2 separate regions of the Homo sapiens genome follow, and region 2 is linked to region 1. Evidence: chromatin loops called from intact Hi-C (ENCODE). Cell type or tissue: HCT116. All regions are shown on one strand.

The links. Peaks named below come from ENCODE experiments on the same cell type or tissue, not always from the same donor. Only the 100,000 strongest peaks of a DNase experiment are listed, where the experiment ranks them.
Region 2: a loop joins it to region 1, with 10 times the contacts of the local background. A loop is called at or near these places in 5 of 110 quality-filtered maps.

Annotation. Positions count from the first base shown.
Region 1 is chr2:84,299,734-84,307,733 of GRCh38, reverse strand. The region is part of intron 1 of LOC107985905 (a long non-coding RNA gene); the gene reads left to right. Among named protein-coding and RNA genes, the nearest start is that of SUCLG1, 160 kb to the left of the region's middle. RefSeq lists an enhancer at 4,700-4,749. In HCT116, CTCF peaks have their summits at 4,637 (motif pointing right) and 5,868; a DNase peak (open chromatin) is centred at 4,643.
Region 2 is chr2:83,778,627-83,786,626 of GRCh38, reverse strand. No RefSeq gene overlaps it. Among named protein-coding and RNA genes, the nearest start is that of LINC01809, 260 kb to the right of the region's middle. In HCT116, no CTCF peak of the experiment used is centred here; a DNase peak (open chromatin) is centred at 4,286.

The DNA.
Region 1 (8,000 bases):
AGCAAGCAAACCAATGCAAGATTGAGCAATGGACACAGGTAGTGTCTGCGTAGTGAGAACAAGATGATATTTTTAAAAATTTTTCTCAGAGCCATGGGAATGCTAAATAGACACAAATGCCACTTTCCATGCACTCACATGGGAGTTACAGTTTATCAGCTCTGTATACTGTTTTTATATGACCTTTATATAAGCAACCTCTGAGGCAGGCAGATTAAGTATTTAAAAGGCAAAACTATTGCTCTACTCACACTGTCAATGGCTGTTGTGAAACCTCAGTTCTTGTTTCTTAGTTTAAAAGAGTTTACACATGAGATGCACAGCAAAGGAGATGCAGCACACAGCAACTTATTGCAAAGGAGAAGAATATTCTGAAAGCTAGGTGCAGAATACAGAGAGGATTCAGGGCAAGCTGCTCATAAAGATGAGACAGCAAAGACTGGCACTAGGGAGACTCCCTTCATGGGAGTCTTACATGACTATTCATAAGTAGGTGGGAAGAGGTGTTACTAGTAAGCATGTTCTTGGTGCACAGGCACAGTAGCTATACGTGCTTTCTCATATATTGTGTTGTGGGAAGTCAGGGAACCCGAACGGAGGGACTGGCTGAAGCCACAGCAGAAGAACATAAATTGTGAAGATTTCATGGACATCTGTTAGTTCCCCAAATTAATACTTTTATAATTTCTTATACCTGTCTTTACTGCAATCTCTGAACATAAATTGTGACGATTTCATGGACATTTATCACTTCCCCAATCAACACTCTTATAATTTTCTTGTGCCTTTCTTTAATCTGTTAATCCCTTCGTCTTCCTAAGCTGAGGATGTATGTTGCCTCAGGACCCTGTGATGATTGCGTTATCTGCACAGATTGTTTGTAAAGCATGTGTGTTTGAACAATATGAAATCTGGGCATCTTGAAAAGAACAAGATAACAGTGATTTTCAGGGAACAAGGGAGATAACCATAAAGTCTGACTGCCTGTGGGGCTGGGCAGAAAAGAGTCATATTTCTCTTCTTTCAGAAAGCAAATAGAAGAAATATCACTGAATTCTTTTCTCAACAAGGAATAACCCTGGGAAAATGAATGCATTCCCAGGGGGTGGTCTCGAAAATGGCCGCTCTGGGAGTGTCTGTCTTATGCAGATGTAGATAAAGGATGAAATATGCCCTGGCCTCCTGCAGCGCCCCCAGCCTTGCTAGGATTAGGAAATTCCAGCCTGGCGAATTGTAGTCAGATGGGTTTTCTGCTCTCAAACTCTGTTTCCTGTTAAGATGTTTATCAATGACAATGTGTGCCCAGCAGGACATGGAACCTCATTAGTAATTCTAATTTCTCCCTGGCCTTGTGATCTTGCTCTGCCCCCATTTGCCTTGTGATATTTTACTGCCTTTGAAGCATGTGATCTCTGTGACCTGCACCCTATTCATACATTCCCTCCCCTTTGAAAATCGCTAATAAAAACTTGCTGGTTTTGCAGCTTGGGGGCATCACGGAACCTGCCAACATGTGATGTTACCCCCAGAGACCCAGCTGTAAAATTTCTTTATTTTGTACTCTTTCTCTTTATTTCTCAGACCTGCTGACACTTAGGGAAAATAGAAAAGAACCTACATTGAAATATTGGGGGCTGGTTCCCCCGATAATATTGCATGTCTAATTAGCATCTCCACCCTGGGGTATGTTTTTCTACTATTGTCATGAGCAAAGGGTGAGTTTGAGGACAGGTGAAATTAAAATGTGCATGCTCTCTGGGAGTGGGTGAGGAGCGGGATTCCCTACTGGAGATAGCTTTGTTGGGATAAGCTTAACTATAATGTGAGTGCTGGGGCTTATTGTGCTGACTGTATGGCCACCATGGTTGCCGCGCCCTGAGAACATGGTTACTTCTTGACTACCTATCCTGCCTCAACACAATACTTCTGGAACCAAATGTGTGGGTTTTATTTTTCCCCCAACATCAACCACCTCTTGGAACACACCCTAAGTGTCCTACAAGTTACCTCAATTCTGACACCAACTGCCTGGAATTAGCACAGACCCCACAGACTAAGGGCTGAGTCCCACAAGACTGCCCCCACTTGAGGAACCAAATCACAAGTCCCAGGTTGTCACCTCTACTTCTAATCAAAAGGCTATAAATGGAAGTTCCCACAACCTTCTCCTCATGTTCAATAATTTGTTAGAACAAGTCACAGGACCCAAGGAAACAGTCTACCTACTGTTACCAATTTATTACAAGGATATTTAAAATACACAAATGAGCAGCTAGATAAAGAGATACACAGAGGTCTGGAAGGGTCCTGAGCACGGGAGCTTCTGTCCACATGGAGTTTTGAAGCGCACGACCTTCCCAGAAACTGTGTATGGTCTTGTTCACCAACTCGGAAGTTCACAAACCCTTTGGTTGGGGATTTTATGGTGGCTTTGTTATGTAGGCATGATTGATTACATCATTGGCCATTGGTGATTAGCTCGACCTCCAGCCCTTTTCCCCTCCCTGGAGGTCAGGGGGTGTGGCTGAAACCCTTTACCCACAGGTTTGCTCTCCTGGCAAACAGCTCTCCATTCTTAGGTGCTTTCTGGAGATCACTCCATTAACATAAACTCAGGTGTGATTGAAGGAGTCTTGTTATGAATAACAAAAGATGTTTTTCTCTCTTTATCACCCAGCAGCTATTTCAGGAAGTGGGGACAAAAACAAAACATAGCAAAAGACGCTCCTATTGCTTTTATCTCTTAGGAAATTATAAGGGTTTTAGGAGCTCCGGTCAGGAGCTGGGAATGAAGATTAAATATGTATTTATTATTACATCACAACATCACAGTATTGTTATCCCCACTTTATAAATCAGTAAGTGCGTGAAAGTTAAAAACAATTATCCCAAGACTCTAGGGCTGGGAAGTGGAGATAGCTAGAAATCACAACTAAAACTTCTGCTGTCAAATTTGGGACTCTGTGCTGCAGCCTAATGTCTGAACAAGGTTCATAAGTTCATTACTAGTATTCTTTCATAAACTCTGAGGTTTGTCAGGCCTCTAAAGTTTATGGTCCCATGTCTCCCCCAGAAGCCAGGTTCACCCTCACCTCTTTCAGTGGCAGAGATCAGACAGGGCCCAAGGTTTGGGTTGGTCATGTCTGGAGAGGTTGGAACAAGGAAAATGTTCTGCATCCTCAAAAGCAATATTTGCCAAATGGGGGATAAACTATATATCCAGATTTGATTTGGAGAGTCTCACCCTTTGAGTGACTTTGCAAAGCACTATATGAATAATATTGTCTCATAATTAATGGTGGCTGGGAGCTGATGACCCATGACATAGCTTTGGGCTGTTAGCTAATATGGTTATTACTTTAATGGGAAAGTCCCAAGCCCTCGTCTTTTTGGTTCATAATGGAAACCATTTTAAGGGAAATAAAAGTTTTCTTTGAGTCAGAAGAATTTTAAAGATGAGATATTATGCAAGAAACCTCTTCTTAGTAGAGTTCTTGGGGCATGAGTGTGTGTGTGTGTCTAAACCTAGGTCTTGGATGCTTGGGAAAGTTAGTGAGGAAGGTGGGTGGCCTCTTCAATCTTCATCAACAGAAGTACTCACAGAGGCACTACTGAAGTAGTTATTTCATTTGAAATTTTTGATTCACTTTGGGAAAAAAATGAACAAATTAGTTAAATTCTGTGTTACAGAAGAGAGAGTGCCACTAGAAAAGAGCTAGAGTTGGGGCCATAGGCATCTAGGTGTAGCCAAATTATGGCTCTGGCTACCTGTGGCCCTTGAGTTCATTCTCTCACTCTAGACTTATGCTGTCCCACTGAGGCAGATTGTCCTTGATGTCTGTCACTTAGGCAGATATCAAGACAGACAGAATGGCTCTATAGTGAGTGTTGTTCATTTTGGGCTATCTACCTTCCATTCTACCTCCCAACAGCATCTTGGTTTCCTTCTTGGGAATTACCTCTGTCTTGCGGAGCAATGAGGGTGGGTGCTGGGCTTCTTGCCACAGACTCCTCTGAGAGATCCCTGGGGATTCCCTTCCAGCCCTGGAGTCCCACAAGACTGCCCCTACTTCAGAAACCAAATCACAAGTCCCAGGTTGTCACCTGTACTTCTAATCAAAAGGGTATAAATGGAAGTTCCCACAACCTCCAGCAAGCAGCATATGACATAAGTTCAGCCAATTAGATCTTCTCTTCCAAAACTGTGACCCTGAAACAGAAGGATCGAAATGGGAGGAATGGTTCGAATCTATGCATCTGTCAGCAGGTTCTATGAGGGGAACAGACAGATGGTTGGATCTTGTCTTCACACTTTCTGGAGCTGTTCCATATTCTGAGAGTTACAAGCCTCGTTCTCCAGCCTCCCCTTCAACCCTGTGAGTACCTCTATAGCCTTTGATTCACTCCTCTTTTGCTTTAGTTGGTCAGCATTTTGTTGTTTGCAACTACAAAACTGTAATTGTAGAAGCCCCTTCACTGATCCCCTTGCCTCAAGAACACCCTGCACATTTCCCCAAATTCCAAGTAGGACCATAACAAGCCCATACCTGAAAGGTTTCAAAGTCTGTTTCCTGTGGAGAAAGCTCATGCTCCTTAGTATGGCAGAGAAGCCTCCCCCTTCCCTTGCCACTAGGTGGTGCTACCTCCTACTCAAAAATCATCTCTCGCTCAGGCCTTTGTCCTCTTATCACAGTTCACCTCACAAGTACCTCACCATTCTGAACTTAGGGCAAGAGTCACCTCCTTTATGAAATCTTTCTTGACCTGCTCCTCCCTAGAATTGACTACTCTGTACACAATTCTGTTTTGATCTGCTTATTTGTATCTCTATGACCCTAGTAACTGAACTTTCTTTGAAGGTGGGCATTATATCACACCCACCTTTGTATTCCAAGAATAGATTTTTCATTTTGTATTTGTGGAATGAATGGATAATGAACAAGTGTTGCAATCATTAAGGCATACTCACACATGTAAGTCTGGCCCCTGTTCTTCTAAATGCCTGGGACAGGGCGTGCACCTGGCTTGTAATCAGTGAAATGATCCTGATGATAGAAAGAGAGTGTAGTGACCTGTTTATAAAGATGGCTGCAACTATTCCTCCCATCCTGTACACATACACCCTGGCACTGTGACTTTACTGCTCCTCCCATGAAAAAGTGGGTTTAATTCTCCTCTAGTTGAATCTGGCCCTGTGTGATGGTCTGACTATGTCCCCCAAAGTTCATGTGTTGGAAACGTAATCCTTAATGCAGTAGTGTTGGAAGGTGGGGCTTAATAAGAGGTGATTGGGTCAGGAGGGCTCTACCCGCATGACTGAATTAATGTCATTGTTGCAGGAGTGGATTAATTATTTTGAGAGTGGCTTTGCTATCTTGGGAATGGCTTTGTTATAAAAGCAAATTTGACTGCCTTTTTCTTACTCTCTCTCCTCGGTGCTCTCTTGTCCTTCTGGCTTCTGCCATAGGATGATGCAGCAAGAAGGCCCTTGCCAGATGCAGGGCCCTTGAACTTCTCAGCCTCCAAAATTATAAGAAATACGTTTCTTTTCTTTATAAATTACCCAGTCTGTAGTATTCTGTTATAATAATGATAAGTGCACTAAGATACCATGTGACTTACTTTACCCAAATGAATGTGTTGAAGTGATATTGTGAGACTTCTGAATCTCAGCCTCAAAAAGTCTTAGGGTTTCTGCAATTGCCCTTTTGGATTGCTGACCCGAGACCACCATGGAAAGCAATTCTGCCCAGCATGCTGGAGCATGAGAATGAAGGCACTGCAGCGAGCAGCCGGCACCAATTTCCAGGCATGTGAACCAGGCCATCTTCTAGCATCTCTCCCTGAGACAAGCGCCAGGTGGCTGCATCCATGTGAATGGCCTCTAGAGACAGCAGCAGAAGTGCTGCCCAGATGCTCCAGCCCAAATTGTTGGCCCAGAGTTGTGAGCAAATAAATGGTGATTGTGTTACGCTGCGAAGTTTTAGGTGGTTTGTTATGTAGGGGTAGAGAATGGATACAGAGATATTGGTAATGAGTTAACATAAAGAACAGGGGTGCATTGTCCCCTGAATGTCCTCTATTCTTCAATAGTTGTGACAATTTGCCTCCAGTGACCATTTAAGATGTTGACCATTGTGGCAAATGGTCACAGTTTATCTCAGGCTCTTTGCTGCCTGGATTAGTGTGCTTGGGCTGCCATAACAAACTGCCACAGGCTTAAATAACAGAAATTAATTTTTTCATAGTTCTGGAGGTTGCAAGTCTGAGATCCAGATGTCAGTCAAGTTGGCTTCTTCTAAGACCTCTCTCCTTGGCTTGTAGATGTCTGTCTTCTTCCAGTGTCTTCACACGGTCCTTTCTCTGTGTCATTTGGTATCCTAATCTCTTCTTCTTATAAGGACACCAGTCATACTGTATTAGGTCCCACCTATATGAACTCAACTTACCTTAATTACCTTTTAAAAGATGCTGCCTCCAAATATAGTCTGTACAGTCTGAGGTACTGGGGGTTAGAGTTTCAACACATAAAATTTGGGGGGGATATAATTCTGTCTAATCATTGCTTAAAGTCTAAGCACTAGCTTATTTTACCATCGACTCCTTGCCTACTGGTAGTTGAAGAAGTGATAGCAACGTGCTTGGACTGACCAACAATTAAGTAGCCAGGAATCATTCTGAGAAATACCCTTCCAGGTCTGCAAAAACCATAAAGCAATTTAGGGAGTTGAGGTCCCTATGTCACCTTCCTATCCAAGTACCATGCCTTTTCTGGCTGTTTGCTGGGGCCGTCTGAACATTTTCTGGAGGCTCACTGCAAAAGGCAAGTAGGGGCAGCCTGAGGTGGGAGTTTGGCAATCCGTAGAGGCTGCCGCAAGCTGGGACCACCTCTGCAGACGCTGTTGGATTCCTACTGTGGGAGATGTCCTCTTGCTAAGAGTAACACATTTCCTCTTGAGTAAGTGACAGGGTGGGAATATAGCTTTTGCCAAACTCTCAAATAGAAAAACAAACTCACATAATTTGGAGAGAAGGAATGTGCTTAAAATCTGATAATTAAATCTGGTCCCTTAGCAGCCAGCCCACACATGCAGACAGTGAAGGCAGAGGTCAGTGGAGGCGGTGGGATGGACACACAGATGTGTGTCTTTGGATGTTTACCTTGATTAATGGATACACATACAGCAAAGGAGGAATTTGGTGGAGGCGGTGGGATGGACACACAGATGTGTGTCTTTGGATGTTTACCTTGATTAATGGATACACATACAGCAAAGGAGGAATTTGGTGGAGGCGGTAAGACGGACACACAGATGTGTGTCTTTGGATGTTTACCTTGATTAATGGATACACATACAGCAAAGGAGGAATTTGGTGGAGGCGGTAAGATGGACACACAGATGTGTGTCTTTGGATGTTTACCTTGATTAATGGATACACATACAGCAAAGGAGGAATTTGGTTAATAGAATTATCTAGATTTCTGAAGTGTAATCAGTTAGTATTTATTGAACGTTTGCTGCCTGCGAAGCCCTGTATTACGGGTTGTGAAGAAAGATGCCAATCTGAACTCTTGCTGTTTAAATAATTTGAGATGCTTGAGTCAATGTTTCTGCCTAATTAAGTCTAAGTTAGCTTGCAAGACTGAACCTGATGACTGGCTTCTAGACAGCCTCAGGGTACTAATTCTTATTCCTAGTGATTATTGGTACAGGGCTGGAGCTGGCTGTGGAAAGATGATTGGGCTGCGTGTCAATGGATCCAATCCATTCTTTCATCTATTTATACACAACAAGCATTCATTGAAGATCTCATTGTGGATGCCAGACCTGTGTTATGCACCCTGAGATCTGCAGAGAATACTGAATCAGGGCTGCTGTGTCGGAGAGCTTAACCCCAGTAGGTTCTTTAGAGACTCAACCTAGAAGTTGCTCATTTGAGTAAATTCTTAAAAATAATAGCTCATGTCCTGTTACTTGTATTACTCTAAAAATGGACTT
Region 2 (8,000 bases), 520 kb after region 1:
AAACAAAGTTAAATTTATTAAACATAACACAGTAAAGGAGACTATCACTTTGGCAGAATTTTAACATGTCTTAGAAAGGATGCATTCAGAACACAATACTTATAGTATAAAGGCTTGCGTAGGGTCATTTTTATTCAAAAGACAAAAAAGTAGGCTTTGCAAGGGATGAAACTGTTTGAATTAGGCAAAATTTATAAGAAAACAGCTTTGGAATGGTAGGTGCAACGAAGTGTGGATTTAAAGTGATTACTGACAAACAAGCTGTTATTCTTGATAAGTTATCTGTTTAGTTTGTTCAGTTTCATTTTCCAAGAACAGTTATTTCCTGAAGCAAATGGCTAAGTAATTTTTTCCCAATTCAAGCATTCTTCAGCAAAAACAGAGAAACATACTTTGTTCGAGAATTGGTAGCATAGGATAGACACAAGAATGGATGTCAGGCTGGGCATGGTGGCTCACGTCTGTAATCCCAGGACTTTGGGAGGCTGAGGCGGGCAGATCATGAGGTCAGGAGTTCAAGACTAGCCTGGCCAACATTGAAACCCCATCTCTATTAAAAACACAAAAAGTTAGCTGGGTGTGGTGGCATATGCCTGTAATCCCAGCTACTCAGGAGGCTGAGGCAGGAGAATGGAGAATGGTGTGAATCCAGGAGGCAGAGCTTACAGTGAGCTGAGATTGCACCACTGCACTCCAACCTGGGCACAGTGCGGGACTCCATCTCAAAAAAAAAAAAAAAAAAAAAAAGAATGTATATTGGATTCAGTTCTCAGTATCTAAACACAATTGAGTACGAAAATTATCTTGAAAGTGGGCATGCCATAGATTTTTGTCTCCAGTACGTAACAGCACCTTGTACAATGTAAATGACTGATGAAAATATAAAAATATTGAAACATTTGTATATGTATTTTATATATGTAAATAACTGACGAAAAAATACTGAATACTATTTGATTTCAATTTTTGATCCAGAAGAACTTAATACGCTGAAGATAGTGGTAATGTGTTTTAACACATTAATTTTCAGTTAAAGGCTTTCTGAATAGTAACAACATCTATGAAACTAAATGAGTAGTACCTCAACTTCCTCTATAGAAGTATTTCTGTTTTAACTGGGGGTTTATTAGAAAAATGCTCCTTCCACAATCCTGTGTCTGCATTTTTATTATAATCTCTTCTCCAATGGGAGTGAAGCATTCTAGCTCCACCCATGATAACAATAATATCTGTGAAAGGCACCAATACTCTGCTACAACCTAGAAACTTCCCTGTGAAAGAGTTGCTTACAAGTAAAGGCAGGGAGGTGTCACTAGCTCAAACTATTCATGCTGCAATCTGTAGACTCTAATCTCTCAGACATCTTCATTTCCCCATGTTCCCTTGCTAAGCCCCAATTTAGAGAGAAAAATCCATTTCTTATACTTCTGAGCAGAAATTCTCAGCTGATTGTAGATAAACTGTGCACCATAGCTGTCGGCAACACATGTTATAAAACCCCAGGAAATGCTCTTTATTTCACATGTCAGTTGGCTTTTCCTTGAATGAGCTGAACTCTAACAGCAGGTAATTGTCTTTTCTTTTTTTTGGCTGTCTCTAGCAATACATTATCTCCCTCCTTGCTACATACAGCCCCACTCCCTCCACAAGCCCATGAGCACACAAACTTTTCTCCTGTAGAATAGGGAGAATGCATCCCAGGGCATTATTTTTACAAGCCAAAGAATTAAGGCAAAATTGGAGTTAAAATATCTGAAGGAGAAGTTTAGAATAACCAAGATAAATAAATATATATATTTTATTGGAATATATATTTATATTTTTATATATACAGTTTAGAATAACCAAGATACATATATATTTATAAATATACATATAAATACATATGTATTTATCTTTGTTATTTAGAATAAACAAATATATAATATAAAATATATGTAAATAAAATTTATATGCATAAATATATAAAATATACATATATTTATCCTGGTTATAAAATAAATATAATAAATATAATAGATTATTAAATATAATATAATGAATATATTAAATATAATATATTAAATATAAAATAAATATAATATTTATTATATTTATTTATTTATCTTGAGGGTTTGGCATGAGGACTCCACGCCAAGTCAAGTTTAGGATAACCCATGGGTCTAGGAGTTCTTGGTTACCACAGATTCTTCAGGCGGGGAACAGCTTGCTCATTGAATAATATATCTCAATGTTATATGAATGAATAAGCAAATAAATGAATGAAAGGAAAACAAGAAGATACCTGGAAAGTTACTTTCAACCTGGAAAGTAAGTTCTCGTTGAAATCAAGGACTTGAGGTTGAACACTAGAGCCTAGCTAATGTTCCAAACAATAGCTAGTATTTCTCTTAGAAATGGTTAATGAACTGGGAAGATAATAGTCAATTGGTCCAGCATTTTCAGGAGAACCTGGCTTTTTATTTTATTGACCATATCCTTTGGGTATTTGCAGAATTTCACTAGGACCCCGGTACCAAATATCTGGAAATGAGGAAATATTATATAATTGGATAGGTTTTCATTTTACAATTAGAATTTTAGACCTGTTTAGAGAAATAATAAAGTTTATTGTGCTGAATAAGAAAAAGACTTTTTGAAAGAGCTTCAGGGAACTTAATTCATCATTTTTCTTTTCCATATATTAGAAAAATAATAAATTGCTAAAGATCATATAGTTATTACTATGTGCCAAAGTGGATCCAAACATTTTATACATTTTAATAAATTAGCATTTTACTTCTCATTTTGATGCATATTTAGTGTTATGTAGACAGCCTTAGGTAGAGCGAGGATTTGATTGTGAGCAGTCTGGTCCCCAAATCCAGGCTGTTGTTGTTGGGTACATTTGGCTTATTTTGCCTTTTGTGTTCTGTACTTCTTCTCTTCTATCTGGTTTTTTTCTCCATTGAGAATGCGGTATTGAAGTCTCTAACTACAATTGTAGAACTGTATGTTTCTCTCTGTAAATCTGTCAGGTTTTGTTTCTTATGTTTTGATGATCTGTTATTAGGTGTGTAAATATTTATAATTTTTATATATTCTTGCTGTGTTGAAACTTTCATTAATATATAATACCTTTCTTTGTCTCTTGTAAACTTTTTTGATTTAAAGTCTATTTTGTCTGATATTAGTATAGCCATTCCTGTTCTCCTTCAGTTATATTTACATGGAATAATGGAATATCTTTTTTCATCCTTTTACTTTCAACCTATTTGTATCTTTGGATCTAAAGTATCTTGTATGGTTGTATCATTCATTCTGCCAATCTTTCTTTTTAATCCATTTAATTTCAAAATAATTACTGATAAATAGGTATTTATTGCTGTCATTTTGATATTTCTTTTCTTTTTTATTTTTTGAGAAGGAATCTCACTCACTCTATTTCCCAGGCTGGAGTGCAGCGGCGCGATGTCTGCTCACTGAAACCTCCGCCTCCCGAGTTCAAGCGATTCTCATCCCTCAGCTTTCCGAGTAGCTGTGATTACAGGGCACCTGCAACCAGCCTAGCTAATTTTTGTATTTTTAGTAGAGACGGGGCTTCACCATTTTCACCAGGCTGATCCCAAACTCTTGACCTCAAGTGATCTGCCCGCCTCGGCCTCCCAAAGTGCTGGGAGCCACAGGTGTGAGCCACTGTGCCCTGCCTGATATTGGTTTTCTTTATGCCTTACAGCTTTTGTGTCCCTCATTTTCTGCATTACTATATTTCTTTGTGTTTATTATTTTTATAATGAAACATTTAAATTCTATTCTCATTTCCTTCTGTTCATATTCCATAGCTACTTTCTTTGTGGTTACCATGGAAATTGCATTTAATATCCTAAAGTTATAACGCTCTAATTTTATTTTATATCAGCTTAACTTCAATAACATACAAAAGCTCTGCTTATTTAATAACTCTGTTGCCACCTCACCTGTGGTCGTTGGGTAATTTTTGTTAACACAAAATTACAGTGTTATACAATGTGTGCCCTAAGGCATAAACTAATGATTCTTTTAAATGCATTAATTAGTCTCCAAAGTATATAAAAACAAAATGTGGAGTTACAAACCAAAGTTACCATAATACTAGTCTTTAATAATTGCTTTGTAAAAATCTATTAGTTTCTTAAATCATGTAGCATACAGAAAGTGAAGATTCAATCTATTGGTATAATAATGCTAATAATGCTAACTTTTACAATTGCCATGTATTTGCCTTTACCGATATCTTTATCTTTTTCATACAGCTTCAAGGTGCCATCTAGTGTTCTTTCATTTTACCCTGCATCGTTCCCTTAAGCATTTCTTGCAGGGTAGATCTAGTGGTAATACATTTACTCCTCTTTTGTTTATGTGGGAGTATCTCCCACGTTTCTGATGAGAAATCGACTGATTATATTATTGTGGATCCCTTCTGTGTGACAAATTGCTTCTCTCTTGCTGCTTTGAAGATTCTCTCTTTGTCTTTTGAAAGTTTGATTATAGAGTGGTTTGGTATGGGTCCCTTTGTGTTCATCTTACTTGGAGTTCACTGAGCTTCCTGGGTGGTCATGGCTTTCATCAACTTTGAAAGCTTTCATCCTTCATTTCTTCAAAAATTCTCTCTGACCCATTGTTTTTTTTCCCTCTCTTTCTGAGACTCCCACAATGCATATGTTGTCCCACAGCTTCCTTAGGGTCTGTTCACTTTCTTCAATCTTTTTTCTTCTTGCACCTCAAACACGATATTTTCTATTATTCTGTCTTCCAGTTTGCTACTTCTTTCTTCTACCTGCCCAAATCTGCCCTGAATTCCTCTAGTTAATTTTTCATTTCAGTTACTGTACTTTTCAGTTCCAAACTTTTGAGATTTATCTCTTTATTGATATTTCCATTTTGTTTAAACATTGTTTTCTTGACTTTCTCCATATCTTCCTTTGATTCTTTGAGCATTTTAAAAATAGTTGTTTTAGCATCTTTGTCTAGTTGATCAGCCATAAAGTCTTTTTCAGGGGAAGTTTTGTTGATTTATTTTTTTTCCTTTGAATGGACCACACATTCCTGTTTCTATCTATTTTTTATTTCTTGTGTGTGGTTTTTTGACTCTGGGCATTTGAATCTAATAATGTAGTAATTCTAAAAATCATATTGTCTACTTTCCCTAGGGTTTTTGAGAAATTATTATTTTGTGTTGTTGTCAGCTGTCTCTGTGCCAAGGATCAGCCTTAGATGTAAACAAATATCTTCTCTGGTGTGTTCTGAGCCTGTATCTGTCCCTGGGCATGCATAGTCACTTTCTGATTTTCTCCATACATGCAGTTTGAGTGTCTTAGTATTAAATGCCTGGCTCACAAACAAAGGGGAAAAAAAGACAAAAGAGAAAAAATGATGTAGGGGAAAGGATGCTGGTCCTTTAAATTTCCTGGAAGTCACTTGTGGGGGCAATGTTGCAACAATGAGGGGAGTGCACCTACAATGGCCATCCACCTATTTTTCTGTATCTCTATAATCAAAAGTAGGCATTAGTAATTAGAGCACAGATCCCTGATGTTTGGAGGACAGGGCTATTTTTGCCCTCTCTGGCTCCCACAAGCTATGTGGAGGTTGTTCCAAGAATGCCTGTTTAGCTGCCTGCTATGGGATTGGTGGTGGGAAATGGTAGCTACTATTGTGCTTCAGGCTGAAATTGAGTAAAATAACCAGAATCTACTGTTCAAGATTTCCCTTGGAAGTTGCAAACCTTTAATAGTCTAGAGTTCTGAAATAGCTACATCAGACACACTCTGCCAGTTCAATTATTGTCTAGGTGAAAAGATAGATTTCTAGTGCTTCCTAGTCTGCTATCTTCCCGGAATCCTCTCAATAATTCTTTATTAAACACCACCTATTTAAATTAGTATGTGGTTTTTGTCTCTGATTAGATATAGACTGATGCAATGTACTTACTAGCTGATTAGACATGACTAGAGAAAGAATTAGGGAGATAGAAGGTGGGTCAGAAAAAAAGTGTCCAGTCTGAAGCAGAAATAAATGAATGGAGGTTGATTTTCAAAAAACTTAAAATCTTTCACTCTAGAATTCTATATAAAATGAAAGTATCATTCATTCTGAAAGCAAAATAAAGACACATTCAGCAAAAGCAAAGCTAAGAATATTTTGCAGCAACATATATAAAATATGTGAAATAATAAACTCGAGGCAGGAAATATATAATCTTAGGTGAAGGAAGAAAGAATCAGAGATAAGTAAAAAGGGACAAATATGGGAAATATGTACAGAGACTATTGAAAATGATAAAAGATGGAGACAGAGTAAAGATAGATGGGAGATAGATAGATAGATAGATGATTGAATTAAAGACAGCAATAGCATAAAATATTGGAGATGGGCACAAGAAGTTAAATTCTTCTCAAATCCTTACACTGGTCTTGGTCGCAGTTAAAATATTTATTCACAGTAGATGTCAACCAGCCAAGAATGCATGTTATAATTTCTGGCATAAAAACAACAAACAACATTTGGTAAAAGTTTGTATAAGTAAAAGCTACCAGTAAAACACCTTAAACTTGAAATAGATAAAAAGAGAGAAAAAAGGAACATAGAACAATACGTCTAGATAGAAAACACATAACGATATGGTAGGTTACAAATGTAACAGTAATTATACTAAATACAAATAAACAAAATTCCCCAATTAAATGACAGTTATTCTTAGATTTGTTTAAAAATACTTTTTGTTGATTATAAGAAACACATATTTAATAAAAATATAGGTATTCAGAATTTGGAAGGAAGAAAAATGATAGGACAAAACTACATGACAATTGACATATGATGTAGAATGACATAGCTGATTCTATGTACAGAATTGACAGAATCATTCATAAGTGAAAATGTTTTCAATACCTATTTACTGAATTTTAAGTGAAAAACAAATCAAAAACACAAAAAAGCAGGAGATAAGCACAGCCCAACAGCAGTTGCACTGAGAAAACTTGCCATCTCAGACACAATTTGCAGCCCATTCATCAAACAAGATACCTTCAAATACAAAAGATGAGAGTGAAACAGGTGCACACAATTTCAGCTCAGAGAAAGCACCTCTTCCATTTCTCACCTAACTTCTATATGTGTTTATCAACCAAACTATTAGAAGCAAGAGCTAAATCACGGGCCTTCCAGTGTACCTAGAACTAATCAATGAAACTACTTACCATAAATAAATCTGATAGCCAAGGAAATTGACTTGATATGTCACATAGTTAAATTCAAACATTTATCTTATCTGACTTCATTCTAAGAACAGTGTTACAAAAAATTAATTTCATGATAATATTACAAAGTGTCTATGGGTCTGGGGTAAGAAATCAGAGTGGTTGTTAGTGTGTGTTTGTTTGTTTGTTTGTTTTTTACCTGTACCATACAAAGACTAATAAAAATAAAAAAGTTTTAGCTATTATAACGTCAAAAAATAAACTTCTGTGTAGGAAGTATACTCCATACTGATAAAAAGGCCAATATACCAGAAATATATAACATTCTAAATGTGTATATTCCCAATAGCATATGGAAAGTAAAACTCATCCAAAATAAGTGGGGAAATGGTCAAATCTGTGATCACATTGAAATATTTTAATACTCTGTTTCCATATGATATAGAACAAGTTTAAGGGGACATTATTTAAAAATACTTCTGCAGGAGAAAAATAGAAAAAAAATGAAATAAAGAGTTGGTTTTGTGAAAAGATAAATAGAGTTGACAAGTCTTTAGCTATACTAACCAAAAAGAGAGGACTCCAATCAATAAAATTATAAATGAAAGAATAAACATTACAGTGTACACCACAGATATACAAAGAATCATAAAAAGACTACTATTAACAATTATATGCCAAGAAATTGTATAATCTAGGAAAAAGGATAAATATCTAGTAATATGCAACCTACAAGGACTGAATCATGAAGAAATAAAATCTGACCAGACCAATTCTGAGTAA